2 separate regions of the Mus musculus genome follow, and region 2 is linked to region 1. A link is a loop called in an ENCODE intact Hi-C map of the cell type or tissue named here. Cell type or tissue: heart. All regions are shown on one strand.

Evidence for each region. Hi-C counts contacts between places; a loop is a spot of excess contacts. Peaks named below come from ENCODE experiments on the same cell type or tissue, not always from the same donor. Only the 100,000 strongest peaks of a DNase experiment are listed, where the experiment ranks them.
Region 2: a loop joins it to region 1, with 2.8 times the contacts of the local background. A loop is called at or near these places in 4 of 42 quality-filtered maps.

The regions. Positions count from the first base shown.
Region 1 is chr7:136,047,201-136,055,200 of GRCm38, reverse strand. Gm51502 (predicted gene, 51502) reads right to left here and starts at 7,131. Exons shown (of 2, transcript NR_169162.1): 1 at 6,969-7,131. In heart, CTCF peaks have their summits at 47 and 4,914; no DNase peak of the experiment used is centred here; H3K27ac peaks cover 340 bases; H3K27me3 peaks cover 361 bases.
Region 2 is chr7:135,885,633-135,893,632 of GRCm38, reverse strand. No RefSeq gene overlaps it. Among named protein-coding and RNA genes, the nearest start is that of 6330420H09Rik, 36 kb to the right of the region's middle. In heart, a CTCF peak has its summit at 4,104 (motif pointing left); a DNase peak (open chromatin) is centred at 4,112; H3K4me3 peaks cover 649 bases; H3K27ac peaks cover 1,754 bases; H3K27me3 peaks cover 1,841 bases.

The DNA of each region.
Region 1 (8,000 bases):
AGACTTTGTCTTGGATAAGCCCCGGGAGTCTGTAGGAGGCTCCATGGTCTATGTCTTAGAAACCACCCTGGTGGCTGTAGATGAATTAGCAGCTGAAAAGCCCTAGTGTCTGCCATGGAACCTATGCTCCGGATCCTAACAGAGCTTCCAAAGACTCTCTCTCTTTTTAAATTTATTCAAGGAGAAAGAAGATAACAACTTCATGGGCTCTTACTTAGGAGCAGGGAAATACCTTTTTAAAGCACTCATTACTTTGTGTCTTCATCTCTTCAACTAGAGTACAAAAAACTGGCTGTTGTTGGTGGCTGTGGGAACTAGCTCACTGATTGACAGCCCTATCCCCATTTGCTGACATGTAGCCTGACTTACTCCAAATCTGCATTAAACTGTCCTTGTCTGTTTGCCCTTTTCAAGAAATGGCATCTCCTTTTTCCAGCAGAGATGTAGTTCCTTAAAAGAAAACATAGAAATTATTTGAAAAATACTTAATTTTTTTTCGATAGGCTATCTTCTATGTACTTTAAACAGTTTTACCAGTTATCGATCACTTTCTCTTGTTACAACAGTAGTTCTCAGCTTTCCTAATGCTGCTACCTTTTAATACAGTTTTTCATGTTTTGATGAGCCCAACCATAAAATTATTTTTGTTGCTGCTTCATAACTGTAATTTTTGTACTATTTGAATCGTAATGTCAACACCTGTGTTTTCTGATAGCCTTAGGCGACCCCTGTGAAAGGATCCTTACAGGGATCCCAACCTACAGGTTGAGAGCCCATGTGTTACAAGAAAGGAAGATTTATAAAGAGAACCAATTTTCATCTTTCTTTAAAATCCAGTTGAACAAAATCTCAATTATAGGCTCTAGAAGAACAGGCTACGGTCTTTTCACATCAAATACAAGCAAGATGGGGGTGGGATATTGAATTTCTAGCTCCCTTTGGAATCTCATTCTTAATTTTAGAATGCTGCTCTATCCACATGCTCAGAAGAAGTACTGCAGGACACAAAAATTGAAGCCTATCTCGGTTTCTCTGACTGGGAAAGACCTCAGCACCACTTTGGCTCCAACCTGATGTCTTGGTGGTTTTCTAACACCAAACAGAGTCATCTTGTTCAGCTTTTCCTCTTTCACAGACTACCCTGGAAGGCCACTGATGAAATAAAGCTGCCAAAACTCCCAGCCACTTGTGGGCAGGGTAAAGAGTAGGGGGAGATAGTCTTTGAAAGTCTTTGCCAAGCAAATGCTTGGCTTCCATCTTTAATCAACCAATAAATTAATTAATCAATTAGTGTGTGGGAGGAGGGGTGTACATGGGCCACAGTCTGTGTGTGGAGGTCAGAGGACAACTTACAGGAATTGGTTCTCCCCTTCCACCATGTGGGTTCTGGGGATTGAACTCAGGTTACCAGACTTTGAAACAAGCACCTTCATTGGCCTATGTCTGGGTTTATAAGCTCCTCAGAGTAGACCCTGGGCTTTCACCTCTGGGTCTGTTTCTGGAGTTTATTTTAAGATGTCCTCCATGGTTGGTAATTAAGTCTACTTAACATCAAGAATTATGGCCAATATCATAGACTTCCCTAATGCTACAGCAGGAGGTTTTTTTTTTTTTTTTTCTGTTGCTATATTAATCTACTTTTGTTGGAGAAACATACCAAAGTGACAGCTCACAGACTGAACCAGTGCTCACTTTAATTATATTCACAGTTTCACAAAGAATCATGCCAAAATGAATGCATAAATCTATTTATATGTTTTTAATAAAATCTCACTAAACCTGAACCTTTTAGATCATTAATGGGAAACAACACTTATTAAAAATTCTCTGTAATTACACTCCTCATCAAAATAAAACAAAGTTATATACCCAAGATTATTTCAAAATATAGATTCTCAAAATAACATGATGGACATCCATGAAGACTTTATTTATGGAAGTTGTTTGCCAATATCGTTCATAAAAAAGGAAATGGGTCAGAGAGTTCAGGAAAATACCCAAAGGTTTGAACCCTCTAAAAGATGCTTAAAAGAAACAATGCTTGGCACAAACTGAGAAGATAACAGAGGCACCACAACCCTGAAGCCTCCTTGGGAATGCTGCATGTGGGTCAGCAGCTAAAGGTCCTCAGCTTGTAACATACAGAGCACCATACAGAGACCATTGAACAGTCTGGGCTGGGAAGCATTTTTAACTATCCTGTCTCACTAAGTATGTGTTGATATCCTTGGATGGAGCATGAAGAACATAAGGGCAATGATCTAGGTATGGTAGTTGTTCTATGACCTTATGATAAGGTGGGGTTACAGAACCAACGACTATGGCTAAGAAATGCTACACACAGAAGAAATGGAAGGTAAACTCATGAGTTTACTTGCTGTGGGTTCTCTTGATTCACCTGTTCTCTGTTTTTTCTTTCCCACTTTACCCCTCCCTCCCATCCCTTTTTGTTCACCTTTTTTCCCCCTAATTCTCAACTCCAGATGTGAAGTTCAGGTGTCATTATTATGTGGAATGTAGCTTCACTCTTTTTGGAAAATGTGGCTCAGGCTATGATCTTCAGGATAATTAATTTCTGTATTAAATAAAGGTCTCACGAAGGAAGTTTCACTTCAGCAAGGACAACCAGGTGTCTCTTAAATTGCTTTGATGGCTTCCACGTCCGGACAACTGTCCCTGGAAACTTTAATATTAGACTGTGGTCACAAGGGTCCCTGTATGGATGGACAGTCCACATATCACAGAAGACTTCTGAGTTAGCCATCTCCCAAAGACAACACCAGCTGTCCGTGGAACACTATTCCCCAAACCACCAAGAGTGAAGCCCCATGTGTTCACTCCCTGCCTGGTCTCACCCAGAGGCTGCTCCAGTCACTAGGCTGTGACAGTCCAAAAGTGCACCTTCTTCCTTCTTTGGGTCTATTAAGGAATATAGTTTGCTTAAGTGTGAAATGAAATCAGTGACATAAATGGAGACTTCAAGACAAGTCACTGAACACAGATGGACACAACCATAATGTGTACCAAGAGAATCCAAAGACCTGGTTCTGGAGCCACAAGAGTCCCCGATCCCAAATAGTCGGGCAGAGGACATTGGGATAGGGACATGCTTCCTCCCCTAACAGGTTCTCTTAATGGCAGATCCATGCAGTGGCGTTTGTGTAGGGGCCATGGGGACTGCTTATTTACCGACTGGATGAAAGAACATGCTGCAGGGGTGGGAACTTGGGACTAAGGGACCTGGGATAGCCACTGCCACGTGTGTAAAGTACAAACTATAGCAAATTTGAGGCACATGCCACTTCAAATATACAACTACTCTAAAGCCTTTCTGCAGCTCCCCCTCCAAACAGCAGCTGATTCAATTAAGGTTCATCTAGCTAAGTGTATATTAATAAGTTGATACGTGCAAATCTGAGTGTGTACTTGCATGTGTCCAGACTGTTTACTAGCTTTCTCTAGCACAGAGAGTGTCTTTCTAGGCACGTCTTGGCAGTGAGTGTTCTTAGTCCTGGTTCCTTCAGCCCTCATTGTGTCCAGTGTACAACCCTACTCTAAACGTAAGTAGTGTGGACTCAGGAATGCCCTGCTTTACCCACTAGGCTTGGAGAAGGCATTTCTGAGCCAGCACTACGTAAAACAGTAAACCTCATGCTGAGAGGTGAGTGGCAAGGGGGTGTCCTTTCATTTAGGATCCTAAATATTTATGCTTATAGTCTATTGACGGGCTTCCAGCTCAGGCCCTGCAATTGTCCTGCTAGTTGCTTTTAGATGTAGAATGTGAACAAAACGATCAGGGTCTGCCATGTCTATGGAATGTCCCCTGCTTAGTAACCTGCAGCTCTGTCAGAACCAGACAAGAGGGGACAGGACAACTAGATGCAGGCTGTCGATGAGAACCAGGTCCAGTTAAATATTGCCAATAGAAATGACACTTGGCAATTTGGGCAGAATGTACCTGACACACTTCCCAGCCAAATTGGGACTCCATATTCTTTGATCAGGCATGCTGGGCTTGGTACTACATCACTGGAATAAAACCTCCTGTATGGCAGCAACAAGTGATGGTGAATGATGCCAAAAGAGGGGAACCTGAGGGCTATGGGGCTCACCTCTGGGGAGTCTTCATTCTGGGAAGGGGTGGGAACATCAATCTGATTGCCTCTTGTGGGGCCTCTCAGGAAGTTTGTCAATATCTACCTTCCCACGGCTGGTAGGGGTCGATGAGTGTGATGGTTTATATATGCTCAGCCCAGGGAGTGGCACTTTTAGAAGGTATGATCTGTTAAAGTAGGTGTGGTCTTGTTGGAATGTGTCACTGTGGGTATGGGCTTTAAAACCCTAGCTTCATCCCAGCTGCTTGGAAGTCAGTCTTCTGCCAGCAGCCTTCAGATGAAGATGTAGAACTCTCAGCTCTGCCTGCACCATGCCTGCCTGGACGATACCATGTTCCCACCTTGATGATACTGGACTGAACCTCTAAACTTGTAAGCCAGCCCCAATTAAATGCTGTCCTTCTAAGAGTTGCCTTGGTCAAGGTGTCTGTTCACAGCAGTAAAACTGTCACTAAGACAGCAAGCATCAACTTTCCCTCTTTTTTAGACAAAGACATCCTTTTGGGCTCAGGAGCTCATTCTGCTGAGCGAGCAGAGTGAACCAAGTGTCTGTTCCTTGGCATCCTTCAAGGTTTTCATTATTGACACTATTGACTTGGCAGGCTGGGGAATCCTGAGTTCCTATGTCTCCAAAGCCTTGCCAGACCTTTCAACTCGCCTCCGTAAGAACAAGGACTGGACCTGTACTGTAAACCCCATAAGGCTACCAAGAGGAAGGGGGAGGGGGGAGCACCGCACAGATCTTTCCTATTTCTTAACTAGACACTTCCACTAACAAACAGCAGATGGGGCTGCCAAAACCATTACATTAAAAACATAGGAGGAGGAGAGCCTTTTAACCAAAAAAAAATTCCATTCAGAACAATTTCAAAATATAAGCAGGTCTCTTCTTTGTACTGTAAGGTGTCAGTAGGCATAGTCTCTACTGGAAATCATCAGAGAGGATCCTGCCTATAAACATGAGATAATAAAAAAAGAAATGCTAAGTCACTTTCTAGCATTGGTGCAGTAGATTAGATACTTCCCATCCTACTTCTCCCATGCATGTTCTGATCATTTTGAAAAGGACAAAATAATTATCTGTTATTGCCTCAGTCACAACAGCCGCACCCACCGGATAGCACGGAGCTGAGAAGCAACAAGCTAGAGTCTGCTCCCTCTGCCCCCCCTTGAAAGCAAGCATGGCACACACATTCAAGCATGCAAATTACTTTTCCTTGGATTTGTTAACCTCCATCATTGCAGTCTGACGAAATTCATGTGTCAAGCTTCGGGCCAGGCATGAACTTGTGTGAAAATGAAGGTCAAACCGAAGGACAGAGTGGGGATTGGTCAAGTGAGTGTCTCATTGAAAGAGCACACACATCAAACCAGGAAATCAATTTCTCCCACTTGACTTGCAAGCCAAGAATACAGTGCTGGGGGGCGGGGTTCTCTGGGGAACTAGAGCCAGCCAGGTCCAGAGTGGCCTCTGCATCTGTGTTGTGCCTTCTGAGGCTCACCTGCTTGCGAGGTTCTCTCTCTCTCTCTCTCTCTCTCTCTCTCTCTCTCTCTCTCTCTCTCTCTCTCTCTCTCTCTCTCTGACACCCACGAGGGTGCATCTGGAGGGAGAGAGGAGCAAGGGGCAGATGGACAGCTGTCACTTCTGGATGAGTTCAGGCCACAAGTGTGTCTGTGGCTTGGAAGCTGCCTGGACTGGCTAGGAAATGGGGTACTTGTGATAACCCAGACAAGGAAGGAGGAAGCTCTCCCTCTGCTGGTATGAAGACCTGGACCGCCAGATGAGAGCTGCAAGTTCCTGCTTGTGATATAGATTGGAACAATTAACAAGTATAAGTTATTTCAAAATAAGCTTAAATCTGCATTTTATGTGTGCAAGTTCCCAGCTGTAATGGGATTATGATGTCAGCAAAGGGCGAGCGGACTCTAGCACAGCTGCAGTGGGCGAGGGAGGGAGTCAGTCAACAGCTGTTAAAATAGAGAAAGGATGGTGATTAATTCTTATTATGTGTTTGAAGATTTCACAACGAGTTCAAGACCCAAGCCTTCCCCGGAGGCATGGAGTGGGGGAGTTTAAGCAGTCTAGTTTGTGGGATCTCCAAGCCACTAGTTTTGTTGTTTGTTTTGTAATTTTATTCTGCAATTTTTCCTCATCTCAGAATCTTAGAATGGCTGGGAGCTCACAATCAAAAAATCCAGTGAAGAATAGATTATTGGCCCCATTTCTTTGAGTCTTCTCTTCTTTCTGGAGACCTTGCTAACAGTTCCAGGAGTGTGATGGTTCATGCAGAGTCCATGGGCTGCCTGGATGGGTGCTCTGAGACAAGGTTACATCAATTCCTGGTAAATAACCAGAAAAAAAAAAAACCAAAAACTCAAAGACACCCTTTTAAACATCCCTCAAATCTACTTTGGGTTGTATCTCCAACCAGGTGATGCATTGTTTGCCTCGGGTCAGGTCTTAGTATGGTTACGATGCCAATTCATTTCTGAGGCTTAGTGTAGCTTTAATTTCTGCACAAGGTGGTCTGTTTCCCTATAGCTTTGCCCCAAGGTTGGGTGTCCTGTTCTCAAGAAGCAGGAGAAAAAAGTCTCTATGATACTACAGATGAGTGGGATTGGAATGTATGATGTAAATCCATAAAGAATCAATAAAAAGATTTTTAAGTATATACAATGTAGCTAAGAGAATGTTCAACTTAAATGGGACATAATTAAAATGACACGAAAGTAAACCAAAGAGAAAAGAGAAAAAGATCTTGTGGACTTTTATACTAAAAGCGTTGTGAGTTCCAAACTGGCTGCCCAGCCCTAAAGTCAGAGTGAGGAAGGTCAAGGCCAGCAGTTACTTACCTGGAGGTGCTGGGAAGGCTCCGTATTTGTTTGTAAAAATCTCTTCATCAATTCGAATGCTGCAAGTGTTCAAGAAAATAGCTGTCCCTGTGCCTAAGAGGGCTGAACATCTCCTGGGGGGTTTCTAAGGGCCGGCTCCTACAGTTGGCACAACTTAGCATCTGAGGAAGTTTGTATTGGGGGGATGTGTAAGTTGAACTAAAAAAAAAAAAAAAAAAAAAAACCTGGGAAGAGAAATAAACCTCACAGGAGCAGTGATTCAAATTGTAAGAGACAATGAGCAGAGGCTCAGAATTTACTGGAACACAGCTCAAAATCCTGACCGTAGAATTAAGGAAGCGGTCTGGTCCTGTTCTCTGATCGGACCTATTATTTCTATTTTCTTGCATTTGCATTTTGTACATAATGGTGCTTTCCTCCACGCAGGTCAGAAGGCAGACAGGCCAAATGTAAATGAAGCAGAATAATGCCTGCACCGATTTCATTTCAGGCGAGCTTCTGGCTTTGACAGAAGTCCTGGGGCTTCAAGGGTGGGAACAAAGAGCCCTTGTATCCTGGCTTCCTATCTCTGGGAAGATCACATTGCTCAGTCTTCACTCTCCTCCATTTTTTTTTAAATTAAAAAAAAAGTAGAAGAATTACACAGTTCATGCCAGAAAAAAAAAAAGTTTGAAAGCCCTTAAGAATACACTCCTGCTGCAGGGGAGGAGTGCTGGAGTGGAGGATTTAATTTCAGGGCAGCCAGTTCAGCAGAGGCTTCACAGAACTCAAGGTCCTGTGACCCTGGGTCCACTGCTGCCTGGCTTCCCTGTGCTCAGTGTTCTGAGCTCACCTGAGCTTCTGCCCGGCATTGTTGGGTGACTTAGTGTTTACATCAGCAGGCAGTCGCTTACTTTTGCGTTTTACTTACAGTTGCATCTTAAAGCAACACAGAACAATGGAAGCCAGCGTCACACTTCCACCTCCGTCCTTCCCTCCGCCTTCAGTCAGGTTCCAAAAATAATGCGAATAGTGAATGGTGCATAAGTGCGG
Region 2 (8,000 bases), 160 kb after region 1:
TCAGTCCCTACAGATAGACCACATACATTGTCTTCCTCCTTTGATGATGCAAGGCTCGCTCATTAACCCTGGTGAAATGCCAACTCCTTTACCTATGGCCCATTTTTTCTGTCCCTGTTCTGTTTTCCAAGTTGTCCTGTGCAACTGTTCCATATTGAACTCACCCTATCCTAATTGTGACACTGTAGACTTTTCCCCTATCTTTCATTTGTCTATACATTTTATATTTTAATAACTATATTTTCCACATGAGGTTTTATGATTCTTAAACATCTATGAATTCTGCTTTCTACCAATACAAAAGTAAAAATATAAACAAACAAAAACAACAACAACAAAAACCTTGAAATTTAACTGCTTAAACTCTGATTTAATATGAACACTTTACTTTCTAGGTAGTATTTTTCATTTATCCAAATATGTCTTTATCTTACAAGTTTGTTTTTCTTAATTTATACAAGCTGCTCCTATATAGCCAATATCAACTTCCTCTCTTGGTCTCCTGAGCTCTGACATTATAGATATATGCCACTGTGCCTGACTAGTTTTGTTTTGTTTGTTTGTTTGTTTGGTTTTGTTTGTTTTGTTTTTAACTTTTCCATACATTTCTTTTTTAGTTTAAAAGTTACTAAAGCTATTTTCCCAGTTGTCTTAGTTTTGTCTCCTGTTGTAAAAACAGCCTAACAAAGGCACTTTAGAAAGAAAGACTTTGTTTTAGTTCACATTCCATGCTGCAGTTCATCACTATGGGAAAGGCAAGACACAAGAATTTGAAGCGGCTAGTAACATCCACAGTCAAGAACAGAGAGAAGGAATGCACACACGGTGGCTCAGCTCACTTTCTCCAGTCTTATGCAGTTTGGAATCCTCTGAGTAGGGAATGGTATCACCCACAGTGGGCAAGTCTTCTCATTTTGATTAATGTAATCAAGATAATCCCCACAGACAGACTAATATGATCTAGACAGTCCCTCACTTAGAATCTCTTCCTGGATAATTCTACATTGTTTCAAATCAACAATCATAACTATGACAACCCCCCACCTCTGGTTGACTTGGCACACAGATGTCACATAACCATAACTTTTTACCGCTTCTCCCCAAGGCTGTGTGTTTGTCTCATCATGTTAAATATAGCCCAACTCTAAAAGTCCCCACAGTCTTTAAGAAATCAAACATTTTAAAAATCCAACATGAGTTCCTATAAAGTAAAAAAACAAGTTTCATACTTTCAATATATAACAACATAAAGTAAATATTCTTACTCCAAAAAAAGAAAACCTGGGTCATAGATAAGACTTTAAAAAAAAAACAAAAAAACAAAAACAAAAACAAAAAACCTCCAAATCCAGCAGAACAAATCTTGCAACTTCCTGCCCAGTATCTGGAGCTTGTAATGTAGTCAACTGGGTTCAAAAGTAGTTGGGTAACCGTACTGTCCAGCACGCCTACTGCCCAGCACGCCGCCTGGCACAGCTCTCCCTCTGATTCGCACTACTCCTCACATACAGGTCTCCTAGGCCAATGACCCACAGCTCTGACATCTCCAATATTCTGGGGTCTGCAACTGAAGGTTTCACCTTCACAACCTCACCCAGCAGTTCCTCCGGGCTCTCTGTGGGGACCCAACCCTTCCACACAGTATCTGGCCTCTGCTGCTCTCCTGACTGAACCCGCTCAATCTTGCATTTTTCACGTGTTCAGAACCAGTTCCATACGTGTAACACAACACTGTCAACTTCTGCTGCCAGCTCAAAATGTAGCCTGGCCTGCTTAGACCACAGCTATATCAATTTCTGTGTGCTGACCCTAGGGAAATACTTTTGGGGAAGTGGGGCAATGGAATCCTTTAACTTAGGCTTTTTTCCTTGAAAGAATTTTGAATCTTTTTTACACAGTAGATCCTCTGATGAATGAGGTTTTGCTCTCGGGGCACCTCTCCCATTCTTCCAATGCAGCTCCGGAAACTCCTCCACAACGGTGCTGATCTCTCTCCTTAATTACAGCAGCTTCTTCAGCACCATCTTGAATATCATCCTGCTAAACAAATCAGCCCGTCGTCTCTCAATTCAGCTTCTCTGGGTCACAGGAAGCAGGTAGAATGAAAGCAGATGCTTGACAGAAATATCCAATAGAAGGTGCCCAGCTCAGTTCCTGAAAGAGTCCTTAATTCCCTCTGAAACCTCGTGAGCCAGGCCCTTGCTGCCCACATGTCTCTCAGCAGTCTTTTTCTTCTTTGAGCAGCCCAGGGAGCTCTGTTTCCAGGATTTAAAGACTTATCTACCCAGTGTACAAAATTCTTCCTCATTCCTCCTCCAACACAGTTCCAAAGGTTTCAAAACCACACAGGTTTATCATAGAAGTGATCCCATGTCTTGGTACCAATTTCTGCCTTCACTTTGTGGCTGTGGTAAAATGCCCTGACCAGAGTAACTTAGAGGTGGAATGGCTAACTTCAGCTCACAGCTCCAAGCTGCAGTCCATTATGCCCAGGAAGTAGCTGGCGGGCACCTGGTGGAGTTGATCATACGCACAAGATAAAAAACTATATGTAATGGCCTTTCAAATTATATGATGTATTAAATGGTCTTTCAAACTCAAGTCCATGATTTTTATGTTCATTTTTAAAATTTTGGGGTGCGCATGTATGTCTGTATCTACACACGTCCACGCTAAGCAGTGAAGATTACAGGAGTTGGTTTTCTCTTCCTACCCTCAGGGCTTCCACAGACAAACTCAATCATCAGGCTTAGTGGCAAATGCCCTTACCCACTGAACTCTCTCACTAGCCCAACTTTGTCTGGTGCTAGGAGACTCCTTTATACTGCTCGGTGATGGTTCTATCTGCTCCCTTTACTGAGTGTTCTCCTTCAGGGCTGTCTAGTATGCGTGTTTGTTCTCACGCCCTGCTGCAATTTTCTCTTTTGACATTTTAGTCATAAGATCAGGAGTCTGGTTCCCAGCATCCCAACACCCATGTCAAGCAGTCTACTGGCCTCCATGGGCAACTGCACTCAGGTTCTCATATAGTACACTCAAGACACATAGACATAATTAAGAATTAAATAAATATATGTTTTTTAAGAAAAAGGTTTTAAAATGAAAAATAGGAACTAGAAATGTTCTGGAGTTTTCCGCTCCTTATTCACAGAAGGTTTCAGAGAATTGTCTATGACACATGGTGTTCTCCATGTGAGGCCTTGTAGGAAAAGGCTTATTTTTGTCCTATCATTGAGTTTGTCCGTAGTTTGCCACTAGACAAACATTTCAGCCACAAGATGAGGATCCGAGGGAAAGTTTCTCTAAATGTGTGGTTGGGTTGTCCCAGCAGCACACCACATATGAAGGCAGCTCTAGTAGGATCCTTCTTATGGGGCTAGGGTCAGGGCCTGCTCTTTCTCAGGCTCCTCCTGAGTGCTTGGGAATCCCACACTTCCAGGAAGTGACTGTCCATTCTCTGCCAGGCTGGTGGGGTCCAGATGTGCTCTCTGTGGTCTCCTGGCTAGCAGCCTCTTTGCTCAGGAGCATCTTCTCCAGGAATCTCCCTGGGGATCTCTCCTTCCTTAACCAAATGGTCTCTCCTTGGTCCAGGTTGGCTCTTCAGTCCACACTGTCCTCTGTGCAGTGCGGACAGCATGCCCTGTGTTTGCCACCCGTGTGTGCTATGGTGGCCCCCACTCCACCCTTGAATCTTTGCTGCCTTCTCACTTTTTTGGTCCCTGCCAGGGAATGCAGGTAAAGAAGGATAGATGTGGTAACTGTGGGGGGTGTGGGGGAGACTACCAACCTAGCTGAGAAGAAGGGAACAAGGATCAAGGGAGGGGAGGGGACAGGAGACAAGACTGGGCTGTGATCCCCACACATAGGAGAGGTCACAGTTGTTCCTAGGCCCTAAAAGCCACTGATACCCCCACCCACCCACCCTAGAGGCGACTTGGCCTAGTTCTTCTAAAAGCTGCTGATCTCTAGAAGCCTAGGGAGAGGAGGCTCCAGCCTTGTCCCCTGGGGGGCAGGCTCCCAGTTTCCAGTCCCCCGAGGCTGTACTCCCCAAACTCAGAGTGGAGTAGGCAGAAGTTATCAGGCTCTTTGGCAACACCTTCTGGCCAGATCCAGAACTCCACCCACCACCTCGTGCTTCCTGGGGTCACTAGAGTCTGGACGGGTACTGCTCCTCAGCCTTGCTCCCCAAATCTATAACCGTGGTTCCTTCTTATAGGGAGGACTCGCTAATGCAAGCCTTGAGGAACACTCTTCTCCTGTCCTCCCAGGCTCAGAAGCTGTGAAGGCAAAGCCGGGTACTTTCCATATCACAGGGACAATAACATTTCTTTGAGACATTCACTGACATCCAGAGACCAAGCAGACAAATATGTACTTCCCCGGCGCTTTCCCGCTTTGCCTTTGTTTTCTAAAGAAGCCCTTGTTGTGTGTGACTGATGGGAGGCAGTGCGTGGGAACGCCTGTAAATCTGCAGGAAGGGAGCTGGGAGGGCAGCAGCATTCTTTATCCCCGCTCCCCATCGATCGCCTCTAATGAGCACCAGTACAGCTGAGGCTAATGGTTCTGCGTCTGGTGTTAAGGGCAAACGTGGGAGAAGATTTTCAACCCAAGGGGCTTAACAGTTGCTGGACGGCCTGGAGCCCTCGGGGCGAGGACGCACTTGAGAGGTCACTGAAGCAAATGAGGGGAAGATTTGGTGCCTCTGGAAGAAACATGCAGGAATGGGTTTGGGTCTTCTCCCCTCCCCCTAGCCCCCCCTCCTGCCCCAGTCCCCAACAGAGACTACAGGCATCAACAAAACCCTCACCTTCTCTTGCTAGTTATTAGTCCCTGACCCCAGCCCCATAAGAAGGCTCCTACTAGAGCTGCCTTATCCTAATTATGACTCATCAGATGGCAGCAATCCTACCCAATTACTGGGGCTTAAGCCAGGGGCACTTCACAGACTGAGGTCCAAGCCCTGGGTGAGCCAGGGAAGGACAGACAGCTCCTGCTCCAATGCCTTTGACCCTGCTCTGTTCCTTACCTGGGGGTCCGGGCTGCCATTTGTTATACTTGATATTTCTTCCTCTGTGTTGCCTGATGCCCCCGACCTCGAAGATCTGAGAGGGGCTAGATGAGTGGCCATAAGAGGGACAGAGGCCAGTGACCTTCAAGGGACAACTAACTGGAAGATCCTATAGAATGCTTGCAGTCACATGTTAGCATAGACAGGGGGCCACAGGTATTAGACAAGATGAAAAACCAAGGCTGCCAAATGCCTTCCGGGCTCAGGCTCTCCACACACCCTGAACTTTAATAGCATAATGGAGTCATTGCAGTTGAGAAAAGAACCCTGAGCCAGAAGGGAGAGAGGGTGTGCTGAGGGTGGGGGATGAGACAGCAACAGGGGCAGGGGAGGGGGGATATGGTGGGAAACACATCCTCTGCTCTGCAAAATTGCCCAAACCACTATTTATTTTAATGTTGTAAACAAGCAATTTGAATAGTACCCTAGTTCCATAATAAGTAATGTGGTAATGTGATATCCTGAGGTTACAACAAATTATTTATTAGGGTTTTTTTTTTATTTTAAGGCAGCATCTTTATAGCTAGGAGATTTCCATGGAATTCAATCACTAAAAATGTGGGTACAGATATGGCCCCTACATTAGGAGCACTACCCCTGACACATAGATTTCTATAAAGCTGCTATACAGCTGCAGAAGGGTCTTCAAAAATAGTTACCCAACAAAGACCACACTCTCCCAACCCACCCTGTGAGTGTGTATGTGTATGCACACGTGTGCACACATGTACACACACACACACACACACACACACATGAACTGGGCAGAAGAAAAAAAAGAAAGAACCCCAAGTCCAGAGCTGGCCTTCCCAGAAGCCTCTGAGTTGAAGGCTGTGCACCTGAAAAAGTATGGCTTGGCCACGTTTAGTGACACTGAGTAGGGTGGCAGAAAAAGCAGGAGGTTTGAAATCAGTAAGTTAGCTAATTGACAACCCAATCATTCATGTCCTCGGCTTTCTTTTCTGTAAATAGCATGTGGAGACTAGAGGAACCCTTAAGAAAAAGGAAGGAAAAAAGAATATCTCTATGGTTAGAGTCCAGAAGTGTTTGCTTCGGCATTTCTGGGACCGGGTCTGGAGGGTGTCAAGTTTAATGAAGGCTGGGATCAACTTTCTCAGGTCAAAGATCAAGAATTGCAGTAGCTTTTTGTACCAGGGAAGCATCAAAGATAGGGGCTGTGGTGGCCACCATGAAGGAGGAGGAACTCAGTACTTGTGTATTCCTGGGGAGCTTCCCCCAGAGTTAGATAAGAAACCCCTTTTGTAGCCCAGTGTCAGGTATAACCAGACACACAGACATAGAAGCACAAATCACAACTGCAGAAGTTTCAATAAAGTCAAAAGACCACTGCAGGCCAGCTGTGAGTAGGACCCCAGGAAGAGGCACAAACCCAGTTGCTGGTACTCAGGAAAGGAGTCCTGGGTGCCAAGTGAAGGTAGAGCAAGGGCTGCAGGCACTGGCCAGAGCAGAGTTCACCCTACAGCAGGCAGTAAAGAGGGTGCAGAATGGGAAACAAGAAAGACACCGAGCAGGCTATTTAAGGGTGATGTTAGATGATGCATAGAAGACCCTCTCAAATGCGTTAGCAAAAGTTGCAGGCCCATGATATTAGAGGGATAGAGACATGCAATGTATGTGTGAGTTGTGTGCGCTTGGTTTCTGAGCACTCTGTAATGAGCATGCCTGAACATTAAGAGGAGAGACACAGAGCATTCACAAACACGACACCGGTAAGTTGTGAATGGCCTGGTCTAGCTGGGTAGAAGCTGCATTGGAAGGATGTCCCGGCCACAGCCAGAGTCAGAGGAAAGAGACCCAGAGAGGCAAGTAGGAAATCCTAATACAACCATGGCACTCTCCCAGGGGCTCAGGAAGCACCACACAGGAGGTCCTGAACCTTGTCCATCCACCAAGCCAGCTAACTTCAACATCACCGGCTTTGCCTCTGTTCCCCAGAACTACCTACCCTAAGAGATTTGCAGTCTCCCTCACATTGCTGCTAATGGCAGAGATGCAAAGCATGGTGGGAAATGAATCTGGTAGGATATATGCAGCTGAAAGGCTAAGAGAAGCAGAAGGAATGGGTCAAGGTCAGGAGTCTCTCCAAGCACCTCACCCTGAGATGGGACTAGGAGCCAGATCGCTGCTCTCAGGAGCTTGATTATCTGAGGACTATGGCCTGCCCCTGTTTTTTATGCAGCCCATCCCTGCCCCTTATATTGCAACAATCCAGTCAAGGCCCCTGTTCATCACATCTGTGGTACAAACCCTCACCAGACAATTAATTAATTCTCATGTTAGCAGAGCTCAAAAGTTGCCTATCACACCCTGCTTCCCAGTGCATCCTAGGTGACACCCGTATTTCTGAGTCTTCCTGTGTACAAAGGACACATCATCTCAGAAGTGCTGTGTGACTGACTCTTGCATCCACAGAGTCTCCTAGTTGTGCCTGCAATAGATTCATACTGGGATAACATCACACAATGAACACCACAAAATTAATTAGACAGCGCACCTATCCAAAAGCAATCCCTTCAAATGGGGAGAGAGTTACAGCAAGAGATTTGAGAAGAGTCACACAGGGGAATAGGATCACATAGCACACCAGTGACAGCCTGCCTGGGGACCTCCCCAACAACAAAGATGCGAATTGCTGGCCTTGAAAGAAGAAGTAGACAATGATGATATTGAAGATATTGACAGGGCCCCACAGCCTTCTGGAGAACTATCAGCGCCCTTCTTCTCCACACGCCATGCAGCCTAGGACACTGCCCATCTGTCTCTCATCAACCATCCAAACACAGACACAAGGACCTGAGTTAGATCCCCAGAACCCATGTAGAAATCTGGATGTAGGGGCATGGGTTTGTAATCACAGTGTGGGTGAAATAGCTCAGGGGCCAGCCAGACTAAGTAAATTCCAGACCAGTGA